Regions from separate parts of the Homo sapiens genome. Here region 2 is linked to region 1. The links are chromatin contacts, found by POLR2A ChIA-PET in ENCODE. All regions are on one chromosome and are shown on one strand. Each heading gives the region's core, a stretch centred on a gene start or an enhancer-like site at or near the end of the contact. The rest is flanking DNA. Distances are from core to core; before and after follow the strand shown.

Region 1 (6,540 bases), core at 2,630-5,129:
CCATAAGTGACAAGATACGGGGCTGAAATGCTTGCTGCTTACATGATCAGTAGCCTGGAGAAGTAACAGAACATACACACGTTATAATACTGATTCTTGTGATTTCAAGGTGATGAAAACCTCTCTCTTTCTGGCCTCAAATTTCTCCTTCTGGACTCAAATCCCTTCAGTTTTCTATGGGAGGATACTTTAGGAGACCAAACCATAAAGAAAAACAAGTATGTGATTGTCAAAAAAACAAAAAAATTGACCGCTCCTCTTTCCGCTGCCCCAATCAGAAAGAGGAGCTGTGATGTGGTAGAGGGGCACATGGAGGGCTTCTGAGGGCTGGCAATGTTCTTTTTTTTTTTTCACCTGAGTGGTAGTAACATAAGGTTTCATTTTACAATAGGTTATTAAACTCTACGATGAGTTTTGTGCACTTTTAAGGGTGTGTGTGTGTGTATTACACCGTGTTTTAAAAACTAAAACAAAATGCTTCAGAACTTGAGAAAGGACTGGAAATGAGAGCAAAATCTGATTCTTTGAAATTCAAAGTTAGGAACTGAGTTAGCCTTAGAAAACCTACCAAACTCCCAGAAGTGAAAATGGGCAGAGGTTGTGAGGGTTTTTGAGCACTGTCCTAAAGCAAGTTCCACATAACTCTAGTTCCGGAGGATGTCATATGAATAAGTTGGGAAATTCAGTCCACACACACAAAATGAAAGACTTAGGGTCAGGCAGCATTCCAAGCACCATGAACTTGATGGTCCTCATCTAAAGTTAATTCGCTTTCTTTACGGTGGGACGACTCGGACCCCTTAATTTGCTACTGTGATCTGAATGTCTAAAAGGGGGAACAGGCTCTGCAATGCTCCTCAAAGTTGTAAGTCTCTGGTGTATCAGCCCCGGTGAATGCGCTGCCTCGGATTCGCTCAGCCTTGCCTCTCTCCAGGCCCTTGGCTTCTTGCTCATGGAGATCCTGGATGCTACTGGGCCACAGTCATGAATTCATCCCCTACTGCCGGTGGCTGACTTGGCCTTTCCTGGCGTGAGTCTGGGCACCAGCCTGGCCCCATTGTGTTCACTGAGGTGGAGACAGCAGCTGCCCCACCCTTGTCCAACCCAACTGGACCATGGAGGCCCTGGCACCTCCCACCATCTCCAGACTCAGCTGAAGTACCACCCAATGGGGCAGGTGACCTTGCTGCCCCTGCACCTGCACCACCTGAAGTCAAGGTGGAATGAACAGTATGGGAGGCGGGAGACAGGAAGGAGCCAGCAGACACATTTCTTTTTTTTTTTCTTCTCTAGATGAAGGACTTTGAATCATGTTCTGTTCTTTATGGCCTGCTGGAAACATCTCACATGACTAAGCAGCCAGCCCAGTCTTTGGTGAAGCTGTGGCCAGCTCAGCCACGTGACACCTTGTACTTGCTTCCCTCCTTGCCTGCCTCGCTTCCATTTTCCTTCCCTCTGTTGGCCTTGGGAGTGTGCCTCATAGGGTCTCAGAAAACAATACCCCGAAATGAAGGCCTCCCTCGGAAGCAAACATTTCTCTCTGACCTTCTCCTGCCCTCCTGTCTCTGGTCCCTTATTCTCCCCCAAGGCTAGCTATAAAAACTACAATCCCTCTTCACCAAAAGCCTGCCCTAAAACCTAAAAATATTACTCTAACTTTCCTCTTTCTTTCTGTGTAAAATTGGCCATAGGAAATTATTTGACCTTTGTCTGATTGTAGGTCAGAAGACCCCCATCCAGAGAGAGTCCTGCGCCATATGAGGAAGGAAGGAATGCTGCGCAGAGAGGCCGAAAAGAATCTTGACAGACAGGCCTCGCTGGGTTCCCCACTCAGTCTATCAGCATTAGATCAGGCTCTTTTGTCCAACCGTATTTCTACACGGCCATCCATACTTTGTTGAACTGAAGCCTAAAAATGGACAGTTTCTCCTGTATCTTTGGGTGTTCATTCTGAAGGTTCTTGTATCTCATAAAACCATGGTCAAATAAATTTGTGTATTTGTTTGCCTTTTCTCCTATTAATCTGCCTCTTTTTTTTTTTTTTTTTTTTTTGAGACGGAGTTTCACTCTTGTTGCCCAGGCTGGAGTGCAGTGGTGCGATCTTGGCTCACTACAACCTCCGCCTCCTGGGTTCAAGCAATTCTCATGCCTCAGCCTCCCAAGTAGCTAGGATTGCAGGCATGCGCCACCACGCCCAACTAATTTTGTATTTTTAGTAGAGACGGGGCTTCACCATGTTGGTCGGGCTGGTCTGGAACTCCTGACCTCAGATGATCTGCCCTCCTTGTCCTCCCAAAGTGCTGGGATTACAGGCATGAACCACTGCACCTGCCCAGCCTTAATCTGCCTCTTCTTGATGATTTTCAGTGAGCCTTCAGTGAGCCTTCAGTGAGCACGGGGAAGTCCCTATAACCTGCAACTAAAGCATTTAAATTTTGCCTCAGGCTCTGTTTTCTGGAGAACCAGAGCAACAACACATTGAACCTGTTCTTGAAGGACCAGCTCAGGGCTGGCTTTCCATGGAGTCCACATTGGGAAATGGTGGTGTCGAGAACTCCTTTACTGGGACCTAAGCCTAGCCCTGCCATTGCCTCCTACCAGGGGTCCTGTTCATTCACACTCAACCCTCATCTCCAGGAAAAAAAGGCTGAATGAAACCCCGGCTCCTTTGAAGAACAGGAAGAGAGCATTGTGCATTTATTAAAACAACATATAACACAAACTCAGTTACCACCCCGTATGTCTGGGATAGGCACTGAAATACAGCACATCGTCCCTGTGAGTGCTACCCCATCCTCCTGCTCAGGAAAGGAAGTGGGCAGCTGTATCAACCTGGCTTCCTTCCCCTCTTTCTGACAATCGCAGGTCACCCAACGACCAGGCATTATTATACAAAAGTTCCTTTACAAAAAGCACCAAATTGGCATACATATACAAGTATATACAAAAATCACATTTTAAAAATGTACAAAATATTCCATTTTGCACCAATGTAGAAAAGTGTCCTGTGTGATTGTTTCAAGCACGTTTCCAATTCTGGTTCAGTGTCTGCTGGACGCAGCGGTGAGGGTCCTACCCTAGTCCCTGCTCTCTGAGCAGAGAGAAGACATCACCTCCCCATTGCCCCTCCAGGGGCCCCGACCCCTCCCACCCTGGGCCTGTCACCAAGGCCGCTGGGCCCCTCCCCACCCTCTCCAGTCTCTCTGCATCTGGGGGCCTCTCATTCATCCAGCTCCTTACTGGTGTCCTGAAATGAAGAAAAAGATACAGAGGCAAGGGGTGAGACAGGGACTCAGGAGGATCCAAGGCTTACCAAGCTACTGTTTATTCAAACAGGAGTTTGAATAAAACATCAAACTCCAATTCCTCCCGGTCTCTTCCTTTTAAAACCAAAATAGAATTTAGCTGCCCAAATATTATGGATTGTACATCAGTACAAAACTCCAAAAGACTACCTATAGTTTTCAACTGGATTGGAATTTAGTTTCAGTACCTGTGGTTTGAAAAATAACATTTGCAAGCATGTGCTAATTAGCAAACGTCCTTCCTATGCATCAGACACCGTGCTAAACGATTATCTTATTCACTTCCCACTACAACCTTTTGACGTCAGTACTGTTAGACCCCCATACACAGATGAGTAGCCCAAGACTCAGAGAAATTGTGAGCTGCTGTGATTCAGAACCCAGGCTCCTAATCAAACTCTGCCAGGCTGGCAAACTCAGATGCCTACAAGGAGCCAGCAGATAACATGAATGAGTGAAGCAAGCGGGACTGGTGGTGGTGGGGCTGGGCAAACTGGCAAGGGCATGTCCCATTTTTCTTTTCTTTTCTTTGTTTTTTTTTGAGATGGAGTTTCACTCTTTTGCCCAGGCTGGAGTGAAGTGGCGTGATCTCGGCTCACTGCAAGCTCCGCCCCCCTGGGGTTCTAGCGATTCTCCTGCCTCAGCCTCCCAAGTAGCTGGGATTACAGGTGCCCGTCACCACGCCTGGCTAATTTTTGTATTTTTAGTAGAGACGGGGTTTCACCATGTTGGCCAGGATGGTGTCAAACTCCTGACCTCAGGTGATCCGCCTGCCTCGGCCTCCCAAAGTGCTAGGATTACAGGCGTGAGCCACCATGCCAGCGTGTCCCCTTTAAAGGGGAGAGCCACTGCCCAGAGCCAGCACTCTGGGACTACAAGGAAGTTCAAGTCCAGCATTGTTTGCTTTTTCTAAACTTTCACAAGGTGAAAATGCAGATTCTTAGTTCAAATCTCCTTTTTCTTAACCCTTAAAAAAAACCTAATTTTAAAAATGTTAGCAATTAATTTTTTCTTTTAAGAGACAGTGTAGTGTCCTCTGTTGCCAAGGCAAGAGTGCAGTGGCGCAATCATAGCTCACTGCAGCCTCTACCTCTTGGGCTCAAGCAATCCTCCAGCCTCAGCCTTCCGAGTAGCTAGGACTACAGATATGTACCACCATGCCTGGCTAATTTTTAAATTATTTTTGTAAAGACGAGGACTTGCTGTTGACCAGGCTGGTCCCAAACTCCAGGTCTCAAGCAATCCTCCCGCCTCAGCCTCCCAAAGTGCTGGGATTATAGGCACGTACCACCACACCCAGCCAGCAAGTATTTATTTATTTATTTTTTGAGATGGAGTCTCACTCTTGTCACCCAGGCTGGAGTGCAGTGGCACGATCTCGGCTCACTGCAACCTCCACCTCCCAGGTTCAAGCGATTCTCCTGCCTCAGCCTCCTAAGTAGCTGGTACTACAGGCGCCTGCCACCAAATTCAGCTAATTTTTTGTATGTTTAGTAGAGACAGGGTTTCACCATGTTGGCCAGGCTGGCCTTGGCCTCCCCAAGTGCTGGGATTACAGGCTCGAGCCACCGTGCCTGTCCAGCAAGTAGTTTTGTTTGTTTGTTTGTTTGTTTTAATTTAAACACAGTGCTGGCCAAACAAAACACCTCAATGGGCCCAGCCTAGCTCATGAGCCCCTGTCTTTTCCCTCTGCTGTGCCATATTGCTTTCCATTTAAGAAGATCATTTAGATGTGAAATGGGAGCATTTTATTATGAATAGTTTGGGGTTTTTTTCTTTTCTAAGGGTAAAGAGAACAGGACTTTACCCTCAGTAGGGTTAAAGCACGTGCTGGGGACAGTTCTGAGCGTCATTGCCAATGTCTAACACAGTGCTTCACATACAGTAGGCACCTCAGATTGTTGTGGAATGAATGAAGGAACGAAGGAATGGAGGTAGATGAATTTCTTACCTTCTTCCTTCCCTTCTGTGGACTCTTCCTCTTCCTGATCTTCTTCTTCAATGAATTCTTCCTCTTCCTCATCTGTGACAAAAAAACATTTGTGTTAGGATGGGGCCGGTTCCTTGAGGAGCTACTTGAAGAGGAACCAGGCAAGAGAGAGCACGGTCTAAACCCCTTCCTGTGCCCAGTCGGGTCAAACGGCCACACAGCGGCGGCAGTGGTCTGGGAGGGGATGGGCTTGCCAGACCCACGCTGCACAGAGGCCCTGCTCCTGCAATCCCCCGCACTCCGTCCCAGGGAGCTGGGCTCAAGTCACTTCCTTGCTCCAGCAACAGCAGCTTCTATCACCTGCTCGCCTGTGACCAGAGAGGGGACTCTGAGGAAGCGCACTCTGTGCTTCTGCACATCTCTCGGGTAGGCAGATAAACATTGCCTGAGGAGGAAAAACCTCCTCGATCCTCAGGGATCAGAGTCCTTGTCTTGAAGGAAGCTACTTAGCCTATGAGATCTGCTTGTTCAGCAGCCACTGTCCCATTTTCCTCATTCCTTAGCCTGTGGAGGGGAGGGGTGGACATGATGGGGAAGCACTTCTGGAGCCACCTCTGCTCCCTGAAGCTGAGCACCAGAGGGACAGTGACTGAGCTGCAACTCATGTCCCCACTTTTTTATCCTGAGATGTCACCGTCAAGCTTTAACAGGGAACATCTCCCTTCCCCGCTCCTCTCCCAAGCTACCTCCTTAACCTTTTGGGGCCCTGAAGGGGTCACCACAGAATCAGAACATTTGTCAAGAGTATCTTCAGGCCAGGCTTGGTCGCTCACACCTGTAATCCCAGCACTTTGGGAGGCTGAGGCGGTCAGATCACCTGAGGTCAGGAGTTCAAGACCTGCCTGGCCAACATGGTAAAACCCTGTCTCTACTAAAAATACAAAAAATTAGCTGGGTGTGGTGGCATGCACCTGTAATCCCAGCTACTTGGGAGGCTGAGGCAGGAGAATCTCTTGAACCCAGGAGGCAAACGTTGCAGTGAGCTGAGATCACACCATTGCACTCCAACCTGGGCGACAAGAGCAAAACTCCGTCTCAAAAAAAAAAAAAAAAAATAGTATCTCCAAAATGACAACCAAAATTCCAGCCAAGTAACTGATATCAGAGTATAACCCAGGGAGTTCTGTTGTTTAATCATTGTCACAATGACTACATTTAATAGCAGTTGCTGAGTACTTACTATGTGCCAAGTAGTGTGCTCAGTGTTGAATCTGCATCGTCTTATAAAATCCTCACAAGAGTTTT
Region 2 (5,863 bases), core at 693-3,192, 1.3 Mb after region 1:
TCTGGTTCTGCTTTGGGCTTCAGTCGGCCCTTTTTAGGGTTCCCCTGGCACTTTCACAGAACTGATCTCTGTAGTGTTGCAGGAGAGGAGTTGGGCTCACTGGGTTGGGACCCTCAGGCCACGGTTCAGAGCCTGTGAGCACCTGGCATGGGGGAAGGGAGGCTGTGGACCAGTTGAGTCTGTTACGGGCCATTTAGGAGGTGGGAGTTGCGCAAACATAGAAGTCCCCTCCCTTTGGTCTTCAGCACAGGCTCTTGAAAGGGGCTACCATCAGTGTGCATAGACAACGCTGTGCCTAAATGTATGTATGTGTATATCTGTGACATGTATAGCTTACTATGTCTGACTGTATCTGTGTGTGTGACAGCGTCTGCTAGGGCCTGCATGAGTCAACATGTATGCGATTTGTGTCTGTCGATAATTGTATCTTTGTGTCCGAGTGGTCGGGTCAGCCTTCATTTTAGGCTACGATTTCATGGACATCCAGGAAGCACAGCTACTGGACTCTAGCATAAGCAAGTAAGTATGGGGGCCGAGCATCCGGGCTGGCTGGAGGGAGGAGTGACTCGCGGGGGAATAGCCTCCTTCTGGCCCCGCCCCTGAGCCATCCTTTCCCGCCCACTTCCCCGCCCCTTCCCCGCCCATTCTTTCTGGGCCGCTGAGGCCACTTAACCTAAGCTCCCTCACCCAGTATCCAGTCCCGTCGGGCCCCTTCGCTTCTCTTTTTGCCTCTCCTAGCCCGATCCTTGGAAATAGTATGCTAGGACTCCTGAACTCCAGCCTCCCGGCCCCTTTCCCTAAGTCCAAGCTCCTCTCCCAGTAATTGTCCTCAAGAGATCCGCGTGACATTCTCCTGAGGGTGAGGCTGAGTTCTCCAACCCCACCCCTGAGACACCACAGCCCCGCGCCGCTCCCCGCCCCGCCCCAGAGTTCCAAAGCCCCTCCCCATCCTTGCCCCGCTGGCTGGGCACCGCTCCGACTGAAGGGTGCCTAAGCCCCAACCTCGAGCCCTAGAGCCGCGCCCGGATCCCTGTCTCGTCCCGAGCCCGGCCGCGCCCCAGATCCCCTAAATCCCACTTTTTTCACGGCCCTGTCCCAAGCCCTTCAGCTTTAGCTCACTTTAAGTCCCCTAGACCCGGTACCCCTCTCGGCCCCTCCCTTGAGCCTTCGAGCCCGGCTTGGTCCCCTCCCAGGACCCTGAGTCCCGCCCGGATCCGGCCCCGCCCCCAGCGCTCTCACCCGCGTTGTAGAAGGCATCCAGAGCCGCGGTGTCGCCTAGCTCCAGCGTCCCGAAGGGCAGGCTGCGCAGCTGCGGGGGCGGCCGCGGCCGGGGGACCTGCGCGCAAGCCTCGCGCAGGCAGCGCAGGGGCAGCGGCTCCGCCTCGGTTCCCTCCCGAGGCTCGAGCCCGGGCTGCGGCTCCCGGGTCAGCACGTAGACCACGCTGAGCGGCCGGCTCCGCGCGCAGCCCCGGCCCGGGGGCGCCGCGAGCTGCCGGCCCCGGCTCAGCGCCACGGCCAGCGGGTCCTGCCAGCAGCTGCCGGCGCGCTCCGCCCCGGACCGGGGACACGGCCCCGCCATGCGGGGGCGCTCAGGCGCGGGGCGCCGCGCACTGGGAACCGGGGGCGGGGCAGGAGCCTGGGCCGGCAGATCAGGAATCTTGGGATCTGGAATCCGTTCGGAATCGGAGAATCTCCCACGGGATCTAGGGATCCGGAATACGGCCTGACGTCCCGTTCCAGGAATCTAAAGTCCAGGGAGAAATCCTAGCTCGGACTTGCAAGGTCCTGAGGTTCTGAAATCCGGGATTGGGTCCCAGGAATCTGGGGCATCCGGTGATCGGCAGCTCAGAGCCACTTGGGGGATCCTGGGAATCGGCTCGGAGGTGCCCGCCACCTGGACTTCTCAAGGGAGCGCCCGCCAACGCTGCCCTGCCTTCACTTGTAGGCTAAGCCCAGCCCTTTCCCGGCCGACCCAGAAAGCTCCACCCTCGGCCCTGGGGCAGAGCCGCTCCCTAGCGGCTTGAGACTCAGCCTCTCCCCTCCCTTCTCTCCCGCCAGAACTTTGGAGACTGGCGGCTTCCGGAACAGCCTGTGCCCCTGTGCACGCCAAAGACTGTGGACTGCTCACAGCAAGTGCACATAAAATGTGTGAGGAGGCCAGGGCTAGGGAAAAGGTTCGATATGCAGGCCCTGCTCTGCAGGTATCTGTTGAATGAATGGCTCTCTAGAGACATCAGGGTGCGCAGAGCATGATGAACAATGGGTGTCCTCCCGGGCCCAGTGAGCGCAGGCAGGGAGGGACTGGGATGGGGGAAACCTACACCCTAGGCCGCTTGCCCGAAAGCCTTCAGTCCTGGAGTGGGACTTGGCATCTGAGCCTTAACTGTCACTAGGGGGCTGCTTTCCCCAGGACCCAACCTGCTGTGGACCCCCGCTGACCTTTGACTTCTAGGCAGAACGTGGCCATGGGACCTGAGAAGCACTTCCTACTCTAAACAACTCTAAACATTTCTTTAGCCACCCCTTGAAGGAGTCAACCCCAGCCCTTTGCACTACAGCAGCTTCTCAGCTTCAAATCCCCAAGAGTCCCCAACTTTCTTGTGTGAATTAATGAGTGAGGCAGCAACCTGGTAGAAGCCTCAGTGGACCCTGAAACCAAGAACTGGGGACTTAAGTTGAATAACTTGTCCAGGATCACTCAGCACATGACAGCAGGGTGCAAACCCAGGACCGCCTGTCAGACTCTTAACTATTTAATTCTGCCACTTACTAGAATGTGGCTTTGGGCAAATAAACTGCTTAAATGCTACTCAATGGCTGTTTCATTGCCCTGTTGCCTTGTGGAAGAAAAAGGTACCTTCCTTGGTTTGACCTTGGATTCGAACTGACACCCAATGAGATAGGCAGGAAGTGGTAGAGTTTGAGAACTTGGCCTGCAACAGAGGCTGGAGTGGAAAACAGACAACTTACAAAGGACAGGCATGGGCAACCGACAGGCTGAGAAAGCTGTGCAATTCCCAGCCAGGGCGGTGGCTCATGCCTGTAATCCCACTTTGGGAGGCCAAGATGAGTGGATCACGAGGTCAGGAGTTCGAGACCAGCCTGGCCAACATGGTGAAACCCCGTCTCTACTAAAAATACAAAAAAAAGTAGCTGGGTGTGGTGGCACCTGCCTGTGATCCCAGCTACTTGGGAGCTGAGGCAGGAGAATCACTTGAACCTGGGAGATGGAGGTTGCGGTGAGTGGAGATCGTGCCATTGCACTCCAGCCTGGGCGGGGCGACAGAGCAAGACTCCATCTCAAAAAAAAAAAAAGCTATGCAATTGTGCAATTCCTGCCACAAAGCCATCCACTTGCAGGACCCAGAGGGCCTCGGGAAATTGTCAATGGATGCTTGGATCTCCTCTAATCCTTCCACTGTATGCCCCTCTGGCTCATTGCACTCCAGCCTGGGCAGGGCGACAGAGCAAGACTCCATCTCAAAAAAAAAAAAAAAAAAAAAGCGGCCGGGCGCAGTGGCTCACACCTGTAATCCCAGCACTTTGGGAGGCCGAGGAGGGCAGATCATGAGGTCAGGAGATTGAGACCATCCTGGCTAACATGATGAAACCCCGTCTCTACTAAAAATACAAAAAATTCGCCGGGCGTGGTAACGGGTGCCTGTAGTTCCAGCTACTCGGGAGGCTGAGGCAGGAGAATGGCGTGAACCTGGGAGGCAGAGCTTGCAGTGAGCCAGGATGGTGCCACTGCACTCCAGCCTGGGCGACAGAGCGAGACTGCGTCTCAAAAACAAACAAACAAACAAACAAACAAAAAAGCTGTGCAATTGTGCAATTCCTGCCACAAAGCCATCCACTTGCAGGACCCAGAGAGCCTCAGGAAATTGTCAATGGATGCTTGAATCTCCTCCAGTCCTTCCACTATATGCCCCTCTGGCCTTGTCTTGCACACCTCCAGAGACAGAAGCCTCACTACTTTAGAGGCTGTCCTTTCCATCTTCCTGACTGGAAGGAAATTCTTCCCTGAATGGAGCTGAAACTTGTGTCCCTGCTCTGCCCTCTAGGGTTTTTTCCCAGTAACTGGAAGAGTCTTGAAAGGGCTAAAATGATTTTATTTTTAAATGTGGACAGGCAAGCAGAGGTGGTTGGCAAAGGCAAGGTGGCTGACGATCCGGAAGCTGTACAGGAGAGATAAGGGCACTGGCTGCCAGAGTGCCCTATCGAAGCATCATCCGAACCCTGCGGTAGGGGTGGCCCACACCACGGCCTGAGGCCCAGTCAATGCCATATTTGTGGGCGGCAGCCTCAGACACTGCATAGCGACCATTGAGATTTGATCGGTAACAGGATGCATACCACCAGGCACCGTGGACAATCACTGCACAGTTGCTGTTGCTTGAATCGTGGTCAGCGTCATAGGTGGTAAAGGGCCTCCCACTGTGGAGGCTCAGGGAATCCCCTAGCAGGGAAGGGATGGAAAGCACCTTGGTGCCCAGCACCACGCCTGGCACCTTTGGAGATATAATGCCATGGGAGTCTCAGAGCAACTAAGAGTTGAATTTTATCAGGCCCCACGAGCAACACCAAGGGGCCAGGTTGTTTGCGCAGGGTTACTCGGCTGGTTGAAGCAGCGGCAGGACTTGAACTCGGGACTGTCTGGCTCCAAAGCTCCCAGCTTTTCCCCCTGTCTTACCCCCTCCAGAATCCCCGGCCCCCCTCTAGCTCCTTTGTCTTCTCTCAGCTCCCATCCAGTCTGAGCAACTCTGCTAGGAAAAGCTGGGAGGAACCTCTTAGGTGCCTGGCCAGGAAAGGTGGTTCCCTGAGGCACTCCCTCATAACCACTTCCCTCTTTTAAATCTCTCCCCAATAGTCACTGTTTCTCTGAAAGAAGACTTCCGTGGTTCCTCTTCCAAAGCAGAGAACACTAACACTCAACAGAGCCTCAGGCGGCACCCAAAACTTCCTCCTTGCCTCCCTGCGCTCCCCCCGCCTTTTTTTTTTTTTCTGAGATGGAGTCTCGCTCTGTCGCCCAGGCTAGAGTGCAGTGACACTCTCTTGGCTCGCTGCAACCTCTGCCTCCCAGATTTAAGTGATTCTCCTGCCTCAGCCTCCCGAGTAGCTGGGATTACAGGCACCCTCCACCACGCCCGGCTAATTTTTTTGTATTTTTAGTAGAGACGGGGTTTCACCATGTTGGCCAGGTTGGGTTTGAACTCCTGACCTCAAGTTATCTGCCCGCCTCGGCCTCCCAGAGTGCTAGGGTTACAGGCATGAGCCACCGTGCCCGGCCTCCCTGCCCATTTTATAGAGGAGGAAACTGAGGCTCAGTGGAGGGGTAGGACTTGCCCAAGGTCACATAAGTACTAAATGGCAGAGATGGATTCAAACTCAGGTCTGTTTGCCTCCAGATCCCAAATTCTTCACTGTTGCACCATCCTGTTTCATGATTGCCATTTCTCAGATGCGGAAACTAAGGCCCACAGAGGAGACAGGATTGCCCTGGGTCATTCATGGGGGCAGTGGCAGCACTGGGAAAGGATCCAGCCTCCTTCCTCTGCTCCCCTTAGGCTCACTCACCTGCAGTGCCCTCTGAGAACTTGCCCAGTGCCAGCTGGTAGTGGTCTACCTCACCGAGGAGGCGGAAGGTCGCATAGTGGGCGAAAGTACGGTTACCATTAAAGTCTTCCAGCTCTACCCGCAGCTCCCAGTTACCTGGAAAGAAGGGGAGGCAGGGATGGAGGAATCCTCAGTTCTTGGGGGTGGGGCAGGGATTCAGGATGGCAGACAGTAACCCCCAGACTCCAGGACCCTGCTGGGAACTCACCCTGGAGAGTAAGCTGGTGCAAATTCTCATTTCCCAGCC

Evidence for each region. ChIA-PET counts read pairs that join two places held with the same protein, here RNA polymerase II (POLR2A).
Region 2: POLR2A ChIA-PET joins it to region 1 with 14 read pairs in activated CD8-positive, alpha-beta memory T cell. The contact joins the promoter of MAP3K6 here to the enhancer-like site in region 1. POLR2A ChIA-PET finds 5 or more read pairs at or near these places in 2 of 52 experiments (WTC11 and activated CD8-positive, alpha-beta memory T cell).

The regions. Positions count from the first base shown.
Region 1 is chr1:26,048,637-26,055,176 of GRCh38, forward strand. TRIM63 (tripartite motif containing 63) reads right to left here. Exons shown (of 9, transcript NM_032588.4): 8 at 5,257-5,328; 9 at 2,665-3,247. The coding sequence ends at 3,237. It overlaps LOC105376910 (a long non-coding RNA gene), which reads left to right. Exons shown (of 2, transcript XR_001737948.2): 1 at 1-1,409; 2 at 1,721-2,018. Among named protein-coding and RNA genes, the nearest start is that of SLC30A2, 5.8 kb to the left of the region's middle. RefSeq lists a silencer at 5,322-5,616. Within about 2 kb of position 3,880, at least 2 of the 41 ENCODE cell types and tissues checked have a DNase peak (open chromatin) inside an H3K27ac peak, as active enhancers do.
Region 2 is chr1:27,365,019-27,370,881 of GRCh38, forward strand. MAP3K6 (mitogen-activated protein kinase kinase kinase 6) reads right to left here and starts at 1,943. Exons shown (of 29, transcript NM_004672.5): 1 at 1,240-1,943. The coding sequence starts at 1,579. It overlaps FCN3 (ficolin 3), which reads right to left. Exons shown (of 8, transcript NM_003665.4): 6 at 5,825-5,863; 7 at 5,578-5,712; 8 at 4,092-4,459. The coding sequence ends at 4,218. RefSeq lists silencers at 532-601, 1,192-1,241, 1,312-1,531, 1,562-1,671 and enhancers at 924-1,867, 1,868-2,809.